Linked DNA regions of Mus musculus: regions 2 and 3 are each linked to region 1. The links are chromatin loops, found by intact Hi-C in ENCODE. Cell type or tissue: left cerebral cortex. All regions are shown on one strand.

What was found. Peaks named below come from ENCODE experiments on the same cell type or tissue, not always from the same donor. Only the 100,000 strongest peaks of a DNase experiment are listed, where the experiment ranks them.
Region 2: it touches region 1 in a loop (4-fold over the local background); 7 of 42 quality-filtered maps call a loop at or near these places.
Region 3: a loop joins it to region 1, with 3 times the contacts of the local background. A loop is called at or near these places in 4 of 42 quality-filtered maps.

The regions. Positions count from the first base shown.
Region 1 is chr7:99,266,319-99,274,318 of GRCm38, forward strand. Map6 (microtubule-associated protein 6) reads left to right here and starts at 1,129. Exons shown (of 3, transcript NM_001048167.1): 1 at 1,129-2,995. The coding sequence starts at 1,704. Gm26705 (predicted gene, 26705) reads right to left here and starts at 900. Exons shown (of 4, transcript NR_103487.1): 1 at 827-900; 2 at 89-153. In left cerebral cortex, no CTCF peak of the experiment used is centred here; DNase peaks (open chromatin) are centred at 1,076, 1,920, 4,786 and 5,432; H3K4me3 peaks cover 5,885 bases; H3K27ac peaks cover 3,469 bases.
Region 2 is chr7:99,360,775-99,368,774 of GRCm38, forward strand. No RefSeq gene overlaps it. Among named protein-coding and RNA genes, the nearest start is that of Serpinh1, 12 kb to the left of the region's middle. In left cerebral cortex, a CTCF peak has its summit at 4,547 (motif pointing left); a DNase peak (open chromatin) is centred at 4,532; H3K27ac peaks cover 711 bases.
Region 3 is chr7:99,319,247-99,327,246 of GRCm38, forward strand. It overlaps Map6 (microtubule-associated protein 6), which reads left to right. Exons shown (of 3, transcript NM_001048167.1): 3 at 1-1,106. Among named protein-coding and RNA genes, the nearest start is that of Gm40449, 18 kb to the left of the region's middle. In left cerebral cortex, no CTCF peak of the experiment used is centred here; DNase peaks (open chromatin) are centred at 3,583, 4,468, 5,401, 7,126 and 1 more place; H3K27ac peaks cover 244 bases.

The sequences.
Region 1 (8,000 bases):
AGTAGAAAAGAAGGCAGAAACACAACCGAGAATCCCCTCAAAGAGGTCTCCCTTTTCCTAGGGAACTGTCTCTCATCCAGCCGCTTACCTCCTCCCTTGGGTCTCTTTCCAGAATCTTCCTTTTTCTCCCTTTCCCCCAGTGCAGCATCTGGGCTGGAGAAGAACCAATTTTATCCTGGGAGAGTAGACTCACTGCTTCCCAGTTGCTTAAAGAAGGAACAGCCAGAGTATGGCTAGGCCGGCCTCTCCCAGGCCGGCCTCTCCCAATCTCATACAACTGGGGAAGCCCTGTACACATAGGCTTAGGTCAAGAACCAGCAACACGGAGCATAAGTACAGCCTGATAGCTGACCAATTAACTGCAGCTCTCCCTTTTAAAGTATCTATTCAGGGGCTGAGTGGTTAAAAACTTGTATTGGTGTTCCAGAGGACCCAAGTCCGGGTCCCAGCATTCACATGGGGGTGGGGTGGGAGCTCATAGTCGCCTGCACAGCACCAGGGAAATCTACTTCTGACCCTCTGGCCTCAGCAGGCACCAGAGCCCATGTGCATATACCCACACACAGACAAAAGCACATAATTAAAAGGTGGCGCACGCCTTTAATCCCAGCACTTGGGAGGCAAAGGCAGGCGGCTTTTCTGAGTTCAAGGCCAGCCTGGTCTACAGACTGAGTTCCAGGACAGCCAAGACTACAGAGAGAAACCCTGTCTCGAAAAAACAAAAGCCAAAAACCAAAAAAAAAAAAAAAAAAGTAAAAAAGATTTTTAAAAGAAGCCAAAGCATCTAGTCTGAAACAGACATTTCATGGAGGCGGGGCGGTCTTACACTTAAAAAATTAGTATTCATTGGTTGGGGCGATTTTACGAAAGAGAGGAGACTCGGTTCTAGGACATGAAGCTGGCAACTCAAGGACAGCAAGTCCTCAGGAGCTTGGGACTTGAACCTATCAAGGACCCAGTTCTGCTGTTGCCTGGGAACAGAGAAGGGAGGAGCTGCCAGAGAGAAGGGAGGAGGGGACAGGGAGAGGGCAACCTCTCAGCTGCGCGCCCTGACGACAGCAGGTGATTTTTTTTTTTTTTTCTGCAGCGCGCATACTCTCAGCATCTTTTCTTGATCACCCCACCTCCCTTGCTGAGCCGCAAAAAAGGGTGGGGCCGCCTCTCTGCAGCAGAAGACGACAGCGGCAGCGGCTGCGGCATCACCGGGGGTATAGATAGAGGCCGTTTTGCTCTCTGCTCTGTCTGGGTTGGAGGTGACCGCTGCCAAGCCTCGCTAGGCGGCCGGCTGAACCAGACGGAAAGGAGATAAAAGCCTGCTTGCGGATCCTTCCCTGCGCCATGGCTTAAGCCCACAGCCTCTTTGCCAAGCATCTCCTTGCTCTGCCGGGGTCTGCTAGACACCGCAGTCGCAGAGAGGGCGCGCCCAGACGCCCTAGGCCTGGACTCTGGGACGCTGAGCCTCGCTCCTATTCTTCACTGCCCACAGCAGCTCCTCTGCAGCAGGCGTTTGCAGCCGGCAATCGAGGGACTTTACGGACTTTATCTCAGCGGTACCTTGTCCCCGGGTGCTCTTTGAGGGTGGAGGACGAGGCAAAGGGCTTCTAAGGGAAGGAAGCGGTGGGAACCACATTGGCGGGTCTGGGTTGGGGTTAAAGGGAGATTGGAGATTTGATTTAGGACCACAAAAAGGCTTTGTGGCTAACATGGCGTGGCCGTGCATCACAAGGGCCTGCTGCATCGCCCGCTTCTGGAACCAGCTGGACAAGGCGGACATTGCGGTGCCGCTGGTTTTCACCAAGTACTCGGAGGCCACCGAACACCCAGGCGCCCCTCCGCAGCCGCCAGCTCCGCTGCAGCCCGCGTTAGCGCCCCCCTCGCGTGCTGTCGCCATAGAGACGCAGCCAGCCCAGGGAGAGTCGGATGCAGTTGCCCGGGCAACAGGGCCTGCGCCCGGGCCCAGCGTCGACCGCGAGACTGTAGCCGCCCCCGGCCGGAGCGGGCTGGGCTTGGGCGCGGCCTCAGCCTCCACTTCCGGCTCAGGCCCCGCGGACTCGGTGATGCGACAGGACTACCGCGCCTGGAAAGTGCAGCGGCCCGAGCCAAGCTGCCGGCCGCGCAGCGAGTACCAGCCGTCCGACGCGCCCTTCGAGCGCGAGACCCAGTACCAGAAGGACTTCCGCGCCTGGCCGCTGCCCCGGCGCGGGGACCATCCCTGGATCCCCAAGCCGGTGCAAATCCCTGCGACTTCGCAGCCTTCCCAACCTGTTCTCGGGGTGCCCAAGCGTCGGCCTCAGAGCCAAGAGCGCGGGCCCATGCAACTTTCTGCTGATGCCCGGGACCCGGAGGGTGCTGGAGGAGCCGGGGTGCTGGCGGCAGGAAAGGCGTCCGGTGTAGACCAGCGCGACACACGTAGGAAGGCAGGGCCAGCATGGATGGTGACTCGCAACGAAGGGCACGAAGAGAAGCCTCTGCCCCCAGCCCAATCCCAGACCCAGGAGGGTGGTCCTGCAGCTGGAAAGGCGTCCGGTGCAGATCAGCGTGACACACGCAGGAAGGCAGGGCCAGCATGGATGGTGACTCGCAGCGAAGGGCACGAAGAGAAGCCTCTGCCCCCAGCCCAATCCCAGACCCAGGAGGGTGGTCCTGCAGCTGGAAAGGCGTCCGGTGCAGATCAGCGTGACACACGCAGGAAGGCTGGACCCGCGTGGATGGTGACTCGCACGGAAGGGCACGAGGAGACGCCGCTGCCACCCGCCCAGTCTCAGACCCAGGAGGGCGGCCCCGCAGCTGGAAAGGCATCTGGTGCAGACGAGCGCGACACGAGGAGGAAGGCGGGGCCGGCCTGGATGGTGCGTCGCTCGGAGGGGCACGAACAGACACCCGCTGCCCATGCCCAAGGCACAGGGCCTGAAGGAGGCAAGGGGCGCGCGGTGGCAGATGCCCTCAACAGGCAAATCCGGGAGGAGGTGGCGAGTACAGTAAGCAGCTCTTACAGGTGAGACTGGGGCAGCAGGTGATGCTGGTCACCCTCATCCCCTCGCGAGGACCACCCATTCTACCCCCACACCGAAAGCTTCGCATTCAGCTTCTTCTCCAGGGCCAGACCACACCCTCTTCAGCCACATTCCAGAACCCTTTCAACCCAGACTTTACTGCCCCACCCTGTCGGAAAGCCCTTAACAGTTTCCACACTGGTTTTCCCAGCTTGTTTTTTGTGCCACCCCTAAGCCACATTTTCCTCTTGGCTGCCTAGCTCAGCTCCCTATCTGCCCCACAGAGACCCTGTCAGTTTCCCCCTGTCTCATCAGTTCGCCTGCTGTCCCAGCCTGGCTCCCGTCCCCTAGTCGCCTCCACTCATTCACTTCTCACTTACTTCCCCGTGAGACCCTTTCTCCTCCCCAGTCTCTTACATTGTCCTGGTCTCTTCCTATTCGATTCCTCCCCCAGTTCCTGGCTGACACTCAAGCGCCACACCCTTTTCCAGATTTCTCTACATGCTCCTTAATAACTGGCTCTAGTACTTTGAAGTCATTCCCCTCCTGCCTCTTCAGTAGCTTTGACACATTGGGCGAGCTTTTTAACCTTCCTGGGCCTTCACATTCTTATCTGTAACTGGGATCAATAATAGTCAACTTAGAACTATCCACACAGGACTGATTTAAGCTGAGATATTCTGTACAGTTTTGAGGATAGACTAAATGCCAAACATGGCTCTAGCTGATGGAAAGATGGAAAGAGATGACTCGGGATGACTGGCCATGCCTGAGATGTAGTGAGAGGTCTTGTTTCCATTTATACTCTCCTATGTGATGCCCCCTTATTCTTGATTCTGCTTCCTGGATGTCCCTAGCCCTCTTCCCTGTTGAGGCAGCTCCTTTCTTCCTTTGTGTTCAGATGTTTCTATTTTTTCTTTTAATTAATTAGTTAATTAATTAATTTACTTATTCCCTTTACATCCTGCTCACTGCCCCCTACAGTCCTTCTCCCCATGCCCCACTTCTTCTCTAAGTGGGTGGGGTCTCCCCCTGAGTATCTCCCTACCCTGGTACATCAAGTTTCTGCAGGGCTAGTCTAATCCTCTCCCACTCAGGCCAAACAAGTCAACCCAGCTAGAAGAACATATTCCACGAACAGCCAACAGCTTTTTGGGGTAGCCCCCATTCCAGTTGTTTGGGACCCACATGAAGACCAAGCTGCACATCTGCTGTATATGTGCAGAGAGGTCTAGGTCCAGCCCATGTATGCTCTTTGGTTTGTGGTTCAGTCTCTGAGAACCCCTAAGGGTCCAGGTTAGTTGACTCTGTTGATCTTCCTGTGGAGTTCCTATCTCCTTAGGGGCCTACAATCCTTCTCCCTATACTTCCACAAGACTCCCCAAGCTCCATCCACTGTTTGGCCATGGGTGTCTGTATCTGTCTGAGTCAGCTGCTGGGTGGAGCTTCTCAAAGGTCAGACATTAATGTGTCCCTTATCCTCTGGCACATTCACGTTCCTTGAAAATGAACGCTTTCAAACTTAGAAACATCCCCCATCTTCCTCCACGCACACCCTGTTTATACAATTCTCCCTGTGCTGCATGCAGCCTTGGCCTGCTTTCTCACCTCACATCCATCCAGTGCACATCTCTGAATGTTTAGCTTTTGGGCCTTCCTTTATGTTTCTACCAACATCAGCTAGCTGATAGATCCTAGTTGACTTGAACATGTAGCAGCACCGGGCTTGGGTACTGAGGAAGCAGATGTGTGTGATAATGATGGAGCTGGCCTTGTGCAGCTGTGACTTCTGAGGTCTTCATTCAGCTCCACAGTCAGTTAGGTGCCCTTTTCCTAAGTGTGGAAGGAAGGGCTACAGAGTTAGTGTCTTCTGCTAACCCTGTGTGTGGGCGCTTCAGTAGGCTCTGCAGGCACTCCTCTCATGCAGCCAGAAGACTGGCATAAATAGAGACTCTATTGTTAAGGCAAAAGTCAGAGCCCTGCCTCAGAATTCCATGGCTTCCTGCATTCTGGTTCCCACTAGGTACCTCTCTCTGGGTTAACTGATATCACAACCAGACTGACCTTCCAGCATTAGTATATTACTTCCTTTCCAAGGTCTGGGTCAAACAAGGACGAAGCTCCTTTTCCTTGGACAGCCACAGGGAAGTGGGGTTCTCATAATAATGTTTATACTAGCACTGGAGGATCAAAAGAGAGACAGAAACAAACACCCACAAGCCAAGATGAATGTGAGTTTCTGATTCTGCCCTGGTACTTGTGTTCACAAATCCTAGTTCATTTATCTGAAAGGTTGGTCTGTGGGTACCCTGGCATTGGATTCCTGCTTCCCCTTTCATCTTCCACTCTGCCACGCCCTGGTGGGTGGAACCTTACGGGTGGAATCTGGCGAGTGGATCCACCCAGCAGGATCTGCCCCTTCTCACCTTCATAGAGATCAAGCCAGTTGGATTCAGAGAGCCAAGGCTCCCACACCGCCTTGGGTGATCCTGCTCAGTTTATGTTTCTGAGCTGGCTGGAGTTGTTCTATTTGTGGAAGCTGGGTCAGACAGCTCGAGAATGAGCCCGCCCCTCAGATGCGACGACTCACTTCAAATGTTGGTCTGTGCCTTTGTTCCAAATAGCACTCTACCCTGCAACAAAGCCTTACCTGTGGTAGGCATGCATGCCCTTGTCCACTTTCCAATTACACAAATACTGGCTGCTTAGACTCGTGTAGGGGACACGAGTCTCTTGAAGATCGCTTTTATCTGCTGTCAGAATTCTATCAACTTATTATGAACAATCTTTGAACACCTCGATTCTTTTTAAATCACATTTTCTGTAAAGTACATATATTTGACTTTGTGACCATCCATGCCCTTTTGTTGTATTTTGAAATATTAAGAACATGTGTCTTTCTAAAAAACAGACATTTCTTTAATGAACAATTTGAATTTATGACAAATTTGTTGCAAAACTTACTTTGTTGCTGTTGTTCCATAAGAAACACTAATCAATTCCAGGGAAATGGACTTTGGGTGGAAGTATCTGTAAAGAAGTAATATGTTCTATAAATTAACATAACATAGTATAGATAAAAAAATGTCTGGGATGTATAGACCTATTTGGAACATTGTTTTTTTCCCCTCCCCTATTGTCTGACTTTCTTTTCCTTGCTATGATTCTGGAGAGCTCTTTAGTTTAAATATACCCCATGTCCATTGTAAAGGGGCCTGGTGTCACCATAGAAGCCAAATTAGGCTCCACATCAATGGCAATTTGATTTATACGACCTTCTCTTCTCGCCATGGCGGCTGTTCCCTCTCCTGGGCCTTACAAGTGACATCCATCACATGGCAGCAGTGTGAGAGAAAAGGACATGTCCTCCATCATCGCCATGCACTGGTCTGTGATTTAATGCACATTCTATTCTGTATGCAGAATCGTATATGTGCAAATGCGCAGTCAGTGAATAACATCAGCTACCCTGGGCTGCTCTGGCTTTGAAAAATTGTTCTTATCAGCAGGTATAAATGGTATCTGGGGGTATCTTTGCCATTATCCATAATCATGAGGTTGATAAAATTTTAATGTATTCTTTTGACATAGATAATACTATAAAATCAAGAACCACGTCTTAAAGGTAGATTTTATTGGGGAGTCACTTGTGACATTTGACCTTGCATCCTCAATTAGGAGATAGATGAATCGTAAGGAAGGCATTAAAATTCCCCTCCCAGTTAACCCCATTGCCTTGGCTGTCTGCTAACAGGATGAATGTGGCACCAGGTGCTCCTGCAGCGATGCTAATGACAACCTCTTCCTAGATGTAATCAGGGGAGGCTCTGGGAGGTGAAACTAGTAAACCAGAGGCAAATACTTGAAAGATGAAAACAGTAGCGGGAAGTCAGAAGGAAAAGAGCCTTTGGTTTCCAGCCTTGTGTGAAGGTTAGAGAAGGCAGGTCTGACTTGGCTTACACCCTATGCACCAACTGCATACTTCCCTAATTTTCCTCTGCCCAAGTTCTAGCAACATCTCAAGACAACCTCAGATGCTGACCTCTCAGCACCTTCTTCTGCCCGGCCTTTCCAAACGATTCCTTCCTTTGTAGTCACAATGTGTGAGACAAACTCTATGTGTTGGATGTGCTCGCCCACATCTCCCCAGCTCCTGAGGGCTCAGATGAAGGGCTTTGTTTTGTTGGTATATTTCACAGCTTAATTCTTTCTAGGAATTGTTGGTCATATGGGACTTTTAGGGCTTAGTGAAAAATTTATTCACTTCCATATTGATAAATTTCCTTCAATTTAATGTGGTTGAACTTACAGCATAAAATGACCCCCAAGCCCTGCTGATGCCAACCAAGGTGCTGGGGGTGGGGGGGAACCAATGAGTGAGCTTAAATCCTACGTAAGGAAGGGGGTCATGTCTTCTTTAGAATAAAGCCTGAATTCTGCCACATTATTCCAGAAGGAAATGCTCATCTGGGGAAAGGCAGATAGACCCACAGGCCTCTCTGCACACAAGTCTTCACCTAGGGCAAGTGGCTCAATCTCTCTGCATAGTACAATCTCTAAGAATGCTAATGCAGGGCTTGGAGAGATGGTTCAGTTAGTAGCGTGATAGCTGTGAAAGCAAGAGAACCTGAGCCCGGACGCCCAGAACTCACATAAAACTGTCAGGTGGGGCAGCATGCATCTGTTACTCCAGCCCTGGAGCAAACAGTGACATCCATGGAGCTCAGTGGCCAGGTAGCCTAGTCAAGTGAGTGAGTTCTAGGTTCAGGGAGAGATCTTCTGCCAAAACGTAAGGTGGAGCATGACCAAGGAAGATATCTGCTATTAATCTCTGACCTCCACATGCGTGTGCACATGTGTTCAGATGTGCACATGCACACAAATGGTTATACACACTTTTTTTTTTAAAGAAAATGCTGATGTATAGATGCCCCACCCAGAAGTTCTGATGCAGTGCATCTTGGGTATCTAGCCGGGACATCTGAACATTCTAAATTCTTGGTGATT
Region 2 (8,000 bases), 94 kb after region 1:
AGAGAGAAAAGGGAAGGAGATGCTTCAAAGAGCACAGTGGACCAGTCTGAGCCTTGAAACAAGAACAAGAGACAGGAACGGATTCCTCCCCCCCCCTCCTCCTGATCCTCCCCTCTCTTCCTCCTTTTGTGTTTTTCCTTTCTTTCTTTTTTTCTGTTTTGCTTGTTTCGATTTGTGGAGACAGGGTTTATGTATTCCAAGCTGGCCTCAAACTCCCTATATAGCGGAGGGATGACCCTTGAACTCTTGACCCCACCCCCAACCTCTCAGGCGCTGGGATATAAGGTGTCACCTTGCCAGTTTTAAAGAGGTATCACATGACACCCATCTTCCTGTACCCCCAGACCTTGTGTCTACCCTGCTGTGTGGCTTCAAAGGAAACATTTTCTCTAGCAGCCAGGGAATGACACACCGTGGCTTTGAAATCAGGCCTCGGGCTTGGGTCTGTGAGCTACACCAGAGGGCACCAGCAGGCTCCTGGTGGCTTCCTGGTGGCTTTGTCTATAAATTGATTACTTTGTTAATTCTCTCCAGGCCCTAGGCAGAGCCTTTGAGGCGTTGGGAGATGAGAAAGGGAGAGCTGGCTTCGAGGCAGCTGGGGTTGAGGAATCTTGTCCAGCAGTTGAGGGTTTCAAAGGCTACATTAGTACTCTGGGTAGATCCGGAACGTTTTTGAGGAGCAGTCAGAGTCTTTGAGTGCCTCAGGGCCCACACTTTCCAGAAAGTCCTTGAGGGTCCCTCCCAATCCCACCTCTCAAATCACTGTCCCAAGCCTCAGGGTCACCATGAAGTAAGAAGAATAATGGTTCTTATACACACACACACATACACACACACTCACACATACACACACACACTCACACTCACACACATTCTCACACATGCATATACTCACACTCACACACATCTCACACACGCACACATACACTCACACACACACACACACACTCACACACACATTCTCACACATGCATATACTCACACTCACACACATCTCACACACACACACACATACACTCACATACACATTCACAAACACTCACACACACACAAATAAACACACACAAATTCACAAACACACACACATACAAATACACACTCACACACACATTCACAAACACACACATACAAACATACACCCAAACACACTTGTGTGTGTGTGTGTGTGTGTGTGTGTGCACTCGCTCATGTGTGCATGCCAGGACACACATGTGGAGGTCAGCCTATAACTTGCAAGAGGCAACTCTCTCCTTCCACCATGCAGGTCCCAGGAATGGAACTTGGGCTGTCAGGATTGGCAACAAGCAACGGGTTTTTAAGGTTTTGGGTTTTGGTTGTGGTTGTTTTTTGTTTTGTTTTATTTTGAGACAGGGTTTCTCTATATATTCCCGACTGTCTGGTAACTCACTTTGTAGAACAGGCTAGCCTGCACTCACAGAGACCCACCTGCCTCTGCCTTTGGAGCCCTGGCATGCACCATGAAGCCCAACCCAAACCCACAGTTAGTAGAAGTCAGTCTCCCAGTTGCTTTGAAAGACAAAGTAATGAAAACAAACCAAACCACTGGTTTGAGATGGTGAATAAGCTGGACAGCTGCACGTCAGCCACAAGACATGCCTCTCCTCCTTCCCTTGCTCTCTCCTTCCTTCCTAGCAGCTCTGAGACTCTCTTCTGCCCTCCTGGAGTATGGGACAGGGGGAATCCTTCCAGTCAGCCAAAAAGCCCCCCATCCCTGAGCATTGAGTACAGGCACATCCCTGCCGTTCTTTGTTTGTTTCTGTCTTCTCTTAGGTGAAGCAAACACGCTCTGAGGAAGCCCTGTGGACCACACTGTTCTAGCGCCTGGAGGAAAGGCTGAGCGGATCTGACCTTTGCTTCCAGGGCTGCCATGTTGGCCATGAACTGAGAAACGAACCTAACACTAGGAAGGAGCAAAGAGGAGGAGACAGACAGACCTTGAGTTACCTGGTCATTGAATAATGAGATGCCATCTGCCTTTCCTGTGGCCATTTGTCTCAAACTCAAGTGCCTTCAAACAACACAAATTTATTCTCCATGGTTCTAGAGATCAGAATACTAAATATGGCACAGCACTGTGTGGGGGTGAATCTGCGTTTATTTTTTATTTTTATTTTTTTTTTTTTTTTTGGTTTTTTCGAGACAGGGTTTCTCTGTATAGCCCTGGCTGTCCTGGAACTCACTCTGTAGACCAGGCTGGCCTCGAACTCAGAAATCCGCCTGCCTCTGCCTCCCGAGTGCTGGGATTAAAGGCGTGCGCCACCACGCCCGGCTGTTATTTTTTCTTAATGCTGTGACAAAATAGCCCAGGAAAGACAACTTAAGGAAGGAAGGAAGGAAGGAAGGAAGGAAGGAAGGAAGGAAGGGAGGGAGGGTTTCCTTTGGCTGTGATTTGAGGGATACAGTCCACCGCGGCAGTGAGGTCACAGCAGGTGTGGGGACAGCTGGCTCCATCATGGTTGCAGTCAGGAAGGAGAAAGGTGGGGAGGGAAGAAGAGAGGAAGGAGGGAGGGGAGGGAGAGGGGGGTGCTCAGGTCACTTTCTCCTTCACTCTTTTTCTAAGTCCATGCTTCCCGCCCATGAGATTATCCTGCCCACAATAGGAGATGTATCTCCTAGGTGATTCCAAATCCAGTCAAACTGATAAGGAAAATCAGCCACCACATTGTCCTTCTCAGCCCCAAGGTCCCTATGGCTCTGTGACTCTCTCAGCCTCTGCCTCAGCCTTCCAAACCAGCTTCATAGCCAGGCGGTGATGGCGCCTTAATCCCAGTATTCGGGAGGCAGAGGCAGGCGGATCTCTGAGTTGGAGGCTAGCCTGGTCTACAGAGTAGTTCTAGGGCAGTCAGAGATATTCTATCTTGAAACACAAACAAACAAAAAAAACATCCCAGCAGCACTGAGTCCCTTCCCTAGGCCACCTGCACCCCTCCGGTCATCTCCTTATCTGGATCTGACTTCCTCTTGTAAAAAGATGCTGACTGTTGGTCTCGCTTCTCAAAATTGTAACTTAGTTACACATGAGACTCCTCACTACAAAGCAAGATAGATTTCTTGGTTCCAAGGATTAGGGCACAGGCATTTCCCAGGAAGCCATTATTCTTGGAGGAGGCCAGGATCCCCTCACAGGAAAGTGCAAGAACAGAGGAGCCAAGGCCAAAACAACTGGGGCATGGTCCAGGGGCAGCAAGAAGGCTGGATTTCTAGAAATCAAAGCCCTGCTCAGCCTGATTTCACCAATCCATTCACGAGGCTGACCGTACCTCCATGTACAGTCATGGTGTGCTCCAAGAATCCAGAGGGTCAGGGCACTGAGGACATTCAAAGTGACCTCTTCCAACCCCCTGCTCCTGGCTATCACCCTGGTGTGGAGATTAAAGTAAGAGCCCTGGATGCTCATAGGCGTGTGTGACCACTCCTCAGCCCAGTCTTATAAGGAGCATGTGTAACCCCTGGTACCCAGGTATAATCTTGGTCTTTCTTCCTCAGTGAAGGCCAGGATCCTGTGGCTGAGGGAGGTCGGGCCACGAAAGTGGTTTGGAGCAGTGGTAGGAACCTTCAATAGCTGTATTGTTGGCTCTGGGCTGGGGCAGGAGAGGCACCAGGGTCTGCTGAATGGGGCATCTGTACTTGCTGAGTTGGGATAACCAGATCAGGAACTCTCTTGGGAGATACCTCCCACTTCCCTTCCCAACTTGCCCCCAATTCAGTCCAGGCCCTGCCTTTTGGCTTGCTGTGCATCCCTCAGGGACCACAGCAGTAACAAGCTAGCTCTCTGTGCTACGGGCTATTGAACTGTGGTCTTCCCTGTTGGGAGGTAAGCTCTGTAGATAAGTCAGCTTTCATCAGCACTGGTACCACCCAGCATCTGGCACCAATCCAGAGCTGGGCTCAGAGAAAGTGTTCCATGTTACGTCTGTGATGGATCATGCATGCATGGATACACGGACACGGGGATGGATACATGGGTGCAGAGGTTGATGGCACTGCCATCTGTGCTTTACCTGGTCACTTCCTTCTTGACCTTTGCCCCTAATATGTACAAACTAGCCTCCAGCCCCCTCCACACTGTTGCCAGGGGATCATTCCAATATGCCATCTAGTGAGAGGCTTTTTGGAATTACCAGGTAGGCACTCCCAGGTCGGCACTAAAGCTTCCTCTATGCCTGCCAGCTTTAGCAGCATCCTCGTGGTTTTCTCTTCCACCTCAGGCACTCTGGTGTTCCCTTCATCCTTGCTCCTCTCACAGATGCCAGCTCTGCCCCAGGCCGCCTGTGCCCACCCATTTCCCTGGGCTTCTCTCACCTCAGTACCAGCTGTAACTTCTGGTTAGCACACTTGTCTTCTTTTCCATAACCTGAGTGAGACCCAAGTGACAGAAACTGAGTCTGATGCATGCCATTGTTCTCTTCAGGACCCTAGGCGTGGCCATACACAGTAAACGCTAAGAAGATGTGTAAGACCAGCCCCAAGACACCGGGAGGGACGAGACCTGACCAGTGGACACTTCTGCCCTCTGGTGTTCCTTTTAAGCCACTGCACGTCCTGAAGCTTTCAGACTAGTAACATCAGTTAAGATCAAATCTGTTTAAGAAGGACACTTACTGGATCCCACCTTAGCACCTATGAATTAGAAATTTTAGGAGGTATGGTCCATTTGTGTTAAGGAGCCCTCCAGGTGTGTGGATGTAGGCTAAAGTTTGCAAACGATTTTCCTGGCGCCTGGACAGGAACCTTCCTGAGAAGCCCAGAAGATGGAGGAGGCAGGAGGGGCCTGGAAGCAAGGCTAGAGAAATACAGGATGCTTAAGTAAGGCTGACTTTCAAATAAGATGAAACATTTTGTTACAAATGTTGCTTTAGACACCCCAACTTAAAAAAATGTTTCTCTGAAAACTCCTCTTTAGTTAGGGGTGTTTTCTTGCTAAAGCTTGCAGCCTTATGTATAATACAGGCACATTTCTCTGCCGTCACCATCTTGAATCCTTTATATTTTAATTTTTTATTACCTATTTAATGTATTATTCGTGGGGGGTGGGTAGCTGGGGGGTGCATGTGCACTTGTGTGAGCATGCCAGGGATTGTGTGCGGAGGTTAGAGGAGACTTTTCAGGAGTCTGTTTTCTCCTTCCTTCACGGATTTTGAGGCTGGAACTAAGACTGTCAAGCTTGCACAAGGAGTTGTTTTTGTTGTTGTTTGTTTTTGTTTTTGTTTTGCCTGCTAAGCCACCCTCAGCCCACAGTTTGAATTCTTAGTAGTTTTTTTATTTGTGGGTTTTTTTTTTTCTTGTTGCTGTTTTACACAGGGTCTCACTGCGTAGCTCTGATTGTCCTGGAACTGGCTATGTAAACCAGGTTAGCTTCAGTCAGGTCAGCCTCAAACTCACAAATATCTGTTTGCCTTTGCCTCCTAAGCACTGGGATTAAAGGCATACGCTACCATGCCTGACCTTAATAATAAGCCAAGTACAATGGCAAACCCTTATAATCTCATTAGGCTTTTGAGCGCTCAGCACTGAGAATTCCAGGCCAGCCTAGGCCATGCATGTAGTTCCAGGTGAGTCTTACTTAACTACGTAGCAAGACCTTGTCTCCAAACAGTTTGGCTGTTTCTGTTTTTTTGTTTGTTTGTTTGGTTGGTTGGTTGGTTTTTTTTGACAAGAAGCCCTGCATTTTCTTCATGAGCTGGGTCCTGCAGACTGTAGCTGGTCCTAGATGGTCCTTTACCCAGAGCACAGGGATTGAGAGCTCAAAGGCAGGGCTTGGTGAGTGCAGACCTCCCAGAGCCTGTGCCTGTTCTCTCTGCTAAGCTCACAAAGTTCTCCCTTTGCCCTTTCTCCAGTGCCTCTCCCTGCTCCCTCACTCCTCCATCCTGACCTTCTCTGTCCACCTTTCACATATGACAGTTACCATCCACATCACCACCAGCTCTAAGCTTGGTTCACTAATCTCCTCATTATTGATTTTTATGATGGCCAACGACATCTTTACAGAGCACCAAGCAAGTAGTGCTTTCTCTCGCTGCCCTTACGCTGCAAACAACTGGGGCCTCTGACTGCCTCTGGGCATGCATGCTCTGGGCAGGATCTGCCAACGGCTTGGAGGAGAGCTGAGTGTGGGATCCAGTTAATGTCCAACTAGGGGAGAGCCACTGCCCGGGCAGGTAACCCAGCAGCAGGGCTGCAGGATGACTTCCTGAGCATCCACTGTGTGCCCAGCACGGTCCTGGAGAGTGGGGACTGAAAGATGAAAGAAATAAGCATTGAGCTTCCATGGAATGTCCCTTCCATTCTGCCAGCCTGTCTCAGGTTTGTGCCTTGACTCTAGTGTCCTAGTCAAACAGCGGGCATCCACTCTGTCATTTGCAGAGGGAAGCAGTTACTTCACTCTTTCTCAGAGCTTTCATTCAAAGGGCCGAGGGGATGACTGAGTAGGCAGAGTGTCTGACAATGAGACCACCGACCCTTCTCCCCCTGTAACCATCTTTGCTGCTACCTGTGGCCTGAGGTAGGTAGAGTAGAGAGTAGAAAACACCCTCCTTGCCTGGGGGGGGGGGTTAACTCTCCTTTAACTCAGCACTCAGGAGGCAGATCTCTGAATCTGAGACCAGACTAGTCTACAGAGAGTTCTAGAATAGCCAGGACTATGCAGAGAAACTCTGTCAGGAAAAAATCCAAAAATAAATAGATGGAATGGATGGATAGATAGATAGATAGATAGATAGAGGAAGAAAGAAAAGAAAGAAAGGAAAAGAAAGAGAGAGAAAGGAAGGAAGGAAGGAAGGAAGGAAGGAAGGAAGAAAGAAAGAAAGAAAGAAAGAAAGAAAGAAAGAAAGAAAGAAAGAAAGAAAGAAAGAAAGAAAGACAGACACAGCGGGAGCCTGGCTTGGGGTGGCTCTCTGTCTGGGACATGGCACATGTTCAAAGCTGACTAATTGATAGGTTTTCCATCCCAGAATCATTTCACCTGTCAGCTGGTGACTTGATGGAGTCTTAGCAGTTTCCTCTCTCCTTGTGCCCCCCACCTCCCAGCCATAGGTCCTCACCTATTCACTGGGAGCAGGCCCCTCGATCTCATCCACACAAGCAGTGAGAGCCCTGGTATGGACGGACTCTCCCCAGCGTAGCCGCACCCAGTCATCAGCCTCAGCACGTGTGGGACCAGCCTGGTCCTGTGAGTCCCTCAGTGGAGTAACACACAACACTCTAGTAGCTCTCGGAACTCTTCCTCATTTGGCACAAAGATGGGAGAGAAGCCAGAGCAGAAAGATAATTTCCTCTTAAAACCAAACCAAACAAAACAACCCCTTTTCAAAAGCAGGATAGGTATCAGGCAGGGGCTGGTGGGTCAGGTCTGGGGGCACCCTGTGGTGCTCAGCAGAAGGTGTGGGGTACTCTGGTCTCCAACGTTTAGAGCCCTTGCTGAGACCTCGGGGACAGGAAGATTCCTGAAGCTGGTAGAGGACAGAATCCTGTGCTTGGAGAAGCTGCAAGAATTGTTCTTATGCCCCTGACCCTCATGGCTGCATTCTTGTCTACAGGGTTGGCCCACCCCTGCCTCCTCCAGATTAACTCCCCACTAGTTGGAGCTACCTTCTTCCTACATCCCCTTTAAAGCATCCCCACTCCCCCCAACCCCCATCCCAGCAACTGATGTGTCTTGAAAATTGTCTTTGTGTCCCAACTCCATCAGCTTGTGCCTTTCTTGCAGTGTCGTGGGTGGGTCCTGGCCTACCGTTGGGTTCTGGTGTCCACAAAGGCTGCCTGGTGAGACGTTCCTTTACAGCAAGAGCAGTAGCAACAGGACAGGGGAATTTGTACTCAGCCCTGGCTGTACGCCATGCTGTCCCAGCCCTTGCTACTGTCACCTGAGCAGGGACTGTCAACCCTGTGCAGTCTGGAAACAAGCTCAGAGGCAAACACCTCTGGCTGGGGCCCCCCAGAAGGAAGACAGAGCTTTGATGGGAGTCTTTCTGCCACAGAGG
Region 3 (8,000 bases), 53 kb after region 1:
ATGCCTAGAGCTCAGCACTGTTCCTGGCTACCTGTTAGCCAGCCTTACTGTTTACCAGAGACTCTATCAAGTGCTCCAACTGTAGCGGCCGGTGCGTGTTCCTCTCAATCCCCGGCGTCAGTCAGATCTGCTGTTAGCCACACTTTGATTTCCCTGTAGAATAAACATATGTTTCATAGATCAAGTAAGTCAGAGTTTACAGTGCACAGGGATCCTTCATTCGGTGTTCGTGTTCTGCACACCTTGTGCCAGGCTTGGTGAGCAGACAGGTCTCTATATCAGCACATCCAGACAGAGCTGCATGACGACCCCACATGTGCCGTGACTCAGTGGAATTGGTGTTGTGTGCACTGTAGTTTGCCATAGCTTACCACAAGGGCCCCCAGAGCCTTAGGGGCTGAATTCCTTACCCTGTCCTGCCTGAGGCTTTAGGTGACCTGGATAATGTTCTTCTCAGGCTGTCAGGGTTCCCCCCCCCCTTTTCACACACCCACCTAACGAACACCGTTTGCTCTTGAATGTTTCACTCCACTCACAAGAAATGCCCTTTAATTTCTACTGTTTACAAACAAAGCTCTCCAGGTCTTATTCTGTCTCTCAAGTGTACTGGACAAAACTGACCGTGGTTCCTCAAGCAATGTTTGGTGTCACCTCTCTGCAGGTGACCAAGCCCGTTCCTCACTTCGTACATTTCCCTCTGTTCTCTGTTCACCCTGGAGCGAGAGAGCTGGAACGGGGACTTTTTCTTTAATTTGTCCTGCCTGCAAAACTCCTGGAAGCTATGCCCGGCTTCCCGTTCTCTGCCCCAGCTCCCAGACAGCAGAAGAAGCTTTGTCACACCCAGGCAGAGAGGAAGTGTCTACTTAGGATTTTGTGGCCCGGGTGTTGTTGCATACCACAGATTGTCTATGGATCATGTAGTGCTCCCCTCTCTTGGTGCTATTTCATTCCTGATGTTAGTAAAAGAATGACAAAAACAAAAAAAAAAATTCATGTATAGCCAATTGATTGTGACGTCACGTGGTCTGTGCCTGCTCAGAAAGCAAATCAATGGGTTCCCCCCCCCACCACCACTCCCAGTTATAAATAAATGCTAAAGACAAACACCACTTTCTTGATCGTATTTCCTTGGTGAGGCCCAGCCTGAGTAGTATAAAGACAACAGCTTTTGGCATCTGAGCCTCTCTGGACAAGATGAACTGTGCCCTGCAGCTTCCCCGGGGGCCTCCATAATGCAGCTTGCCTCTTTTAGATTGCCTCTCAGGTACTAATTGCAAGCAGTCAGAGCTAAATGTTGGGAAAGGCGAAGATGGACCCAGAGACGCCCTGGCCAACAAGGTAGTGTAAAATTTTCATGCCGTGTCCCTGGGACAGTGACTGCCTGAGCCACCCGCCGCCTCACTGCAGTGAGAAGCTGCTGCCTAACTCTCCCCTTCTGTGGCCAGCGGCAGTGGCAGCGGCTGCGGCAGCGGCAGCGGCCCTGGCCTCCTTTCATGCGGGAGTGCAGCTTACTCATTTAATCCATGGTCATGCTACAGGTTCCACCCGGGGTTGGCTCTGTGTTGTGCATGTGCCTGACATGGGAATGAAAAAATGGCCAGGAGAGTGGCTCAGACAAGGATTCAGTGAGTCAGGGGACTCGGAAGCTCAGTGGAGAACAGTTTTTCCCGTGGGGGTGGGAAATAAGAAAAAGCTTCCTGTTGGAGGGCACTTAGAAGGGTGGCAGGATATACGTGTGCTGGGCGTGTAGGGCAGGTGCCAAGGCAAGATTCGGGGATGGGAAGGGGTGGGGTTGGTGGAGTGCTTCAGGGCAAGAACCTCGGGCGCTCACTCTGTTGTCCTTCTAGTAAAGCAGGAGACAAAGACTTTGATCCCGTCGTTTCTCCAACCTGTGTCTATTGGATACTGTTGTATGCCAGGCTCTGTGCTAGGCACTAGGGAAGCCAGGAGACTGAGACCATACCTCTCTGATCACAGTGGGCGTGGAGGAGGAATCTGTTCTAGCTGGTTCCATGGATGAGAAAGGACTCAGCAGATGGGTAGGTGATGATCGGGTAAACAGAACGGAACCTACCCAAGGCATGCCAGACAGAGGGGCGTGCCCAAGCAAAGGTGTGGATGGGGCCATGAACCCGACAAGCTCAGGTTGTGGGGGTGGGGGTGACAAGGGCAGGAGAGAGCAGAGTTCCATGGCGGAAATGCCTTGTGTCCCATTGTGGGCGGCTTCTAACTGGGGCTCCATCCCACGTACCCAGGTTGCACCCGTGCCCTGCATGCCTGCCATCCTGCTTCTTGCTTTTCCAGGCCACAGTCGCGGGTCCTTTCCCATTCTCCCTGAGAGCCCTAGGACGGCACTTCCATTGCTGGCCCTACCCCAGCATTTGGGAATGTAGTGTTAAAAATCAGTCTAGAGTATTAATATTTTGAAAATTACTACATATTTGTTTTCCAGATGAATGGAAGACATTTGCACCCAGCTGTTATTTTTATAAGAGGCAGGATACAGAACAAATGCTCAACACATAAAGATATAGATAAGTGTTAGTTTTCATTTCAGAGACTAATTAGGATTGGGAGATAGGACAGGAGAGATCAGAGGTGCAGATAGAGGCGAAAGAGAGAAAAGAAGGAAACTACAGAACATCAGAGCGCCAAGAGTAAGCCCAGAGAGTGAGGGAAGAGGAGATGCTGACAGAACCAGGCCAGGGCAAGAGGAGGAGGTCCAAGGGAGGAGGCCAGAGAGCAGGTCAGCCTGGCCTGCTTCATCTGCACCACCCAGGTGACCCAACCCAAGCCCACACACCCATGGCTCCCGACACGGCCCAGAGCCCCAGCACAAGAACCTACAACCCTGACTCATATCACATTCCTAAGACAACCGACAACTAAACCAGGCAGGTAGCTTTAGAACTACCTGCTAGTTTACTGTTGTAAACTAGTTAGATGTGAGTTTCAATTCTTGCTTCAGGTGTATATATTTTTGGTGCGGTTCCACCCAGGGTCATTCCCATCTCACAAAAGCTGTGGACCCCTGTGGTACCTCGTGGTGGTTTCCAGGGCCATGGACTGCTCAAATGCTGAAATGCTCACATCTCAGGTATCCAAAGTTTCAGGGTGCACCATGTAGGCCATCAAGCACTTAAAGCAGGCTGCTGCTCCCTAAACCCTATCCCAGCACAGCCTGGGCAGTGGCTAGAACCATGGTGACAGAGATGCCCTTTCCCGGGGCCACACTTCACAGTCTGGCAGGTACCCCAGATTCTTGCTCCAGCATCTACAGGGCTCACAGTACCCCCCTAACATTTAGGCCATCCTACATCAGCCATGCAGCATCAGGAGAGCAAGTCTAAACACCTCAGGCATTTCCTCAAGGAGTTTGGCTGAGATGGAAAGGGCCCTCAGACACTGTGGGGTCGGCAGCTGGAAGCTGGGTCTTCACTGGCCTCTTGGATGGAGTCTTTGTACCCTTCTCTAGAAAGAAGGACTGTAAGCGTGGGGATGGGACTCCAGAGTGCAAGGGACACAGACACTAGGCAGATTGTTTCAGTACTGTGTAGTACTGGGGTGGTATGTGATAAAATGAAGCTAACTGAGAAACTAGTCATACAAGAGGTTGAATGAGTCAAACAGTCCAAAGACAACCGCCGCCTTGAGAGAATTCCAGCTATTGGATTCTTTGGAGTCCATGGACTGAATAATGTCCAAACAATTTATACTTTAGTTGCTTACAGAGCAGTCTCTCTATGAGCACAGCGAGGCAAGCATTTGCCCAGGTATCAGATAAGGAAGGGGTAGCTCCAAGGGGAAGGCTCTGGCCAGCTTGGCCCAGCTTGAAAGACAGGAAGCTTAGGACTGGCTGGAATGAATCAGGTTCCAGACAAGTGGGACCCCTAGGGAAAATTACACCCAAAGCAGGCAAAAGTACACTGTGGCCTGGCCGTCACAAGCCCTCCAGCGAGCAAGCCCAGCACTCCCTTAGATACTAGAATCCAGTGTGAACTGGGAGGAAATCAGAATTGGACCAGGTCTTCTGTTACCAGCTGTGTGATGGAATCCAGAGGATGCTCTGAACACTGGAGAGTGGAGGCCACTCCTTGGTGCTTTTTATTCCGAACACTTGAGTTGAGCTGAAATGTCTGTCTCTGTCCTCGAGTGAGTGGCTCTTGGCCACTTGCTCACTAGGGACCATACTCAGCTGTCTCAACATAGAGTCTCAGGAACCTTACCTGGGGCCAACGAAATTTCAAGTGCATAGAAAAGTAAATTATTGCCACTGCTATGGGCGGAAGCTGCTGGAGGGCTCTCAAAGGGGCCTTGCAAGGCTGACCATGTCATCCCCTGCTTGAAACCATCGGCTCCGGCTCCCACGGCCTGCAGAAGCTTATTCTCAGTCACCACGCTGCTTCTCACCTCCATGCCTTCCCCACGCTGTCCCTCCTACCCAGAATGCCCTTCTCCTGCTTCTCACCCGGCTAACTCATCCTTCAAGACTCGGCTCAGGGGACTGCTCCAGGAAGCCTTGCCTGCACCTTCCAGGCTGGGTAAGATGCTCCCCGTGTGTGTGTCTTCATCGTGGAACTCATCACATGTCCTGTGTCATCAGCTCACATGTGTGTGCCCTCCCCGCCCCCCAAAACTGGATCAAGCTCCTCCAGGGGAAGGGTCAGCTCCTTCTGTCATCTTCTTCCTGGCCCAATGTCTACCACAGAGAATGTCTTCTGAAGTGTTGAGTGACTCCTGAATGCGTGGATGGGTGAGTGACCATAAGCACTGTGTGCCCATGTTCACCGTGGTGCCTCCACAAGGCTCCTTTATTCTGCCTCACAACTTCCCCTGCTCCTAAGAAAGGAGTGGTTGTGGTGTACTCGCCATGTCAACCACACAGCAGAGTCAGCTGCCTCTATGACCGCCAGCCTCGGTTTGGTCTGCATCCCTTTGTACTTGATGTAGCTACTACCTCTTCTAAGCAGTCTTCAATTCAGAAAATCACAAGCTCTCAGATACAAAGTAATCTTTTGTTTGGTTTGGGTTTTTTTGTTTTATTTTGTTTTGCTTTTTGAGACAAGGTTTCTCTGTGTAGCCCTGAAACTAACTCTGTAGACTAGGTTGGCCTCGAACTCTGAGATCCACCTGCCTTTGCCTCTGCTGGAATTAAAGGTGTGCTCCACCACCGCCCAGCTCAGAGTAATCCCGTCCCCTTCCCTGCTCAGAGCAGAGACCTCTCATCCCTGGCATAGCAAAGAGGCATCTCCTTCCACCACCCACTCTGAATTTGAGCTGGCAGCAGCCCTGTTCTCTAATCCAAACTCTGCTGTTCCAGCTGTGTGACCTTGGCTGAGTCTTAGAATGTCTAAAAGCCTCAAAGTTGTTGCTGTAATACTAGACTGTCTCACCCTCTAAACTGATGTGGTATCCAAATTCAGGAAATGCAGATTGGGGCAGCCAGGAATCTGTTTGGTGCTGGAGCTTGCAGGTGGCAGCTGGAAAGAGTGCTGATAGCAAGGGCTCCTGTCACAGGTCCCTGCTCTCTTGTGAGAGCTGGATGCAGGTGGACCACCTCTGGCAATAGTTGAATTCCCAGTGCTTTGCTAGAGACCACTTCTCTCCCATCTCCTCCCTCTCACCTCCTTGGTTCACAGTATCCTAGCTGCAGCCACTAGCAGCCACTGGAGGAGACGCCATTCTCTCTACAGCAGGACTGAGATCCAGGCTGGCTAACATGGCTCTCACTGCCCCCGACCCCCTGCCGCCGCTCTCACTGCCCTGCCCCTGCTCCAGCCCTTCATGGGCTCCCTCCTCTCTGAGCGCCTCTATAAATCACCTGTGCAGATCCCAGCCTTGCAATTACGCGTCCTTTTACACGGAATCTCTCTGGTCACAGAGACACAGAACAGACCTTGATGAATTGCTGAAGATTGCTATCTTTTGCTTTACGGGGGTCGGGGGTGGGGGGTGGGGAAGCATGCAAAAAGATTGATTTGCAAATTCCCAGGAGCACAGAGTTAGATAATAGCTGAGCCATTTCTGTCTGGCAGCCTCAGTCCAGTGCACTATATTTTTAAAAGAGTCAATAGGATTACCAGGTTCTTGGCAACTCATTCAGAGACTCAATTCTGCCCTTGACTTTGCCTTCTTGGAGTTAAAATAACCAAAGATGCTTTTGATAATACTTCTTATATATACAACTGGGAATTCATTTCATTCTTAGGTCAAATCTACAAAATTTATTTAATGATTTTTTAAAAAAATAAATAGTAAATACATTTAAAGGGCCACTTAGCCACTTAGCTGACTTCAGAAGCCCACGCCCACGTGGAGAGACAGAGCCCCCAAGTCTTAGAAGAATCTGGGAACCAGGCTCTGGGCTCTCTAAGTTGCAGGGCCGGTCCAGCTCACAGGAAGGGAGGAAACACTGACTTTACCCGACTTGGTCTCACAATAAGGCTCTTTACAGATAAAGGAATCAAAACTCAGTGACTAAGTCACAAAATCAAACAGTCTGTGAGTGTGAGCCTAGATTTGACGCCAGTGGTTGATGCTACAAAACTCACTCTTGGTCCAGCCCTTGGATGCAGCTAGGACTCCTGCTTTCCCAGAACACCTGCACCCTACTATAAGCAAGTCTTCCCCTGCCCCCTTCTCAGGGACCATAGCAACCTCTCACCAGAGGCCCTGGATTTGTAGGCAAATTGTGGGTGGGGCTCACTCTCCTACGGGTAAGCCTTGTGGATGCAGCCTCCCCCTCCCCACCTGTGATTCCAGCTCCTCATCCACCTGTTGAGCCACCTTGGGTGAACTCTGCCCGGCTGGTGTCCCTTCTGCTACCGTGCTCAGGTAGGCTAGCCCTTGAGCCAGGACGCTGCTGCTTTCTGGAACTGTTTTCTCTGTTAGGGTGTGTTGCATGCTGGAGGTAAACTTGGGGACAGGACAGTCTGGCATGGTAAATTCAGGAAGGGCTAAGGAGGGGGGCGCCGAGCTGGCACTGCCTAGGGATCTGCTCTAGAAGATGCATTTCTCAGAAGGTGCAATTGAGGCCTCAGAGCCTGAGTCCTGCAGAAGTCATGGAAGACAGCCAGGGTTGTCAGCCGCAGTGCAAGCCAAACTTGGTTCTGAGCAGCAGATGTACTTGGGTCTCGGTATTTGCAGAGAGGAGGGAGCTCCTCCATGGAGCCGTGCTTTGCTTGTACTGTCTGGGGCAACTCTGGGCAACTCGTAGTCCCCTTCTGAGCTCCTTTCCTCCTCTAGAGAGTTCAAGAGAGAACAATCCCAAGCTGCAGGGCCTGTACACTAGAAAACAAAAAGCTGTATCCTATCAAAGGTTCCCTTAAACTTAGATAGCCCTGTTGAAGAGGTCTGGAGATCCTGAGGCAAACAAGGCTAGGAAAATGTGCATGTCCTATATACATGGCCATCAGAATCTGATGTAATGCAAATTACTTCCTAGCTCCCCGTTTAGGATGCCAGCCCCTACCGTGTACCAGCCTATGCTATGCCTCCCTATTTCCCAACTATATTCAGTGGCCACACACTGAGTAGGCATGTGTGAGACGTTAGGGGAAGGAAAGAGGGGAGGGAGAGAAGCAGTAAGCATCGTCCATGTCCTTAGAGGGCCCAGTCTAGAGACAGCTACAGCCTGATGAGAGCAGCAGCTGTGGAGGAAGGAGGACACACAGTGGGAGTCAGAGATGCTCTCACTGGGTAGGCAGCCGAGAACCGAGAACCGAGTCTTCATCCCTGAGGAGGGTCTCCTAGCCTGGCAGGCAAGGAGAGCAGGAAGGCTGGTTGGTAGGGGTGAGTTCAGAGCTAAGAAGTTGTGTTCTGTTTGGAGGTCATACCTGTGGCTTAGCTGTCAGTTCTGAGCTCTGGTTCCTGAGTGGTGGGAGCTGCCTGAGACCCGTAAGGGATAGTAGTCTGACCGGAGACCTGTAAGAGATAGTAATCTGACCAGTGAGAGCTGCTGAACTCTTAGCTGTGGGGCGTATGCTACCCAGAGAGGCTGG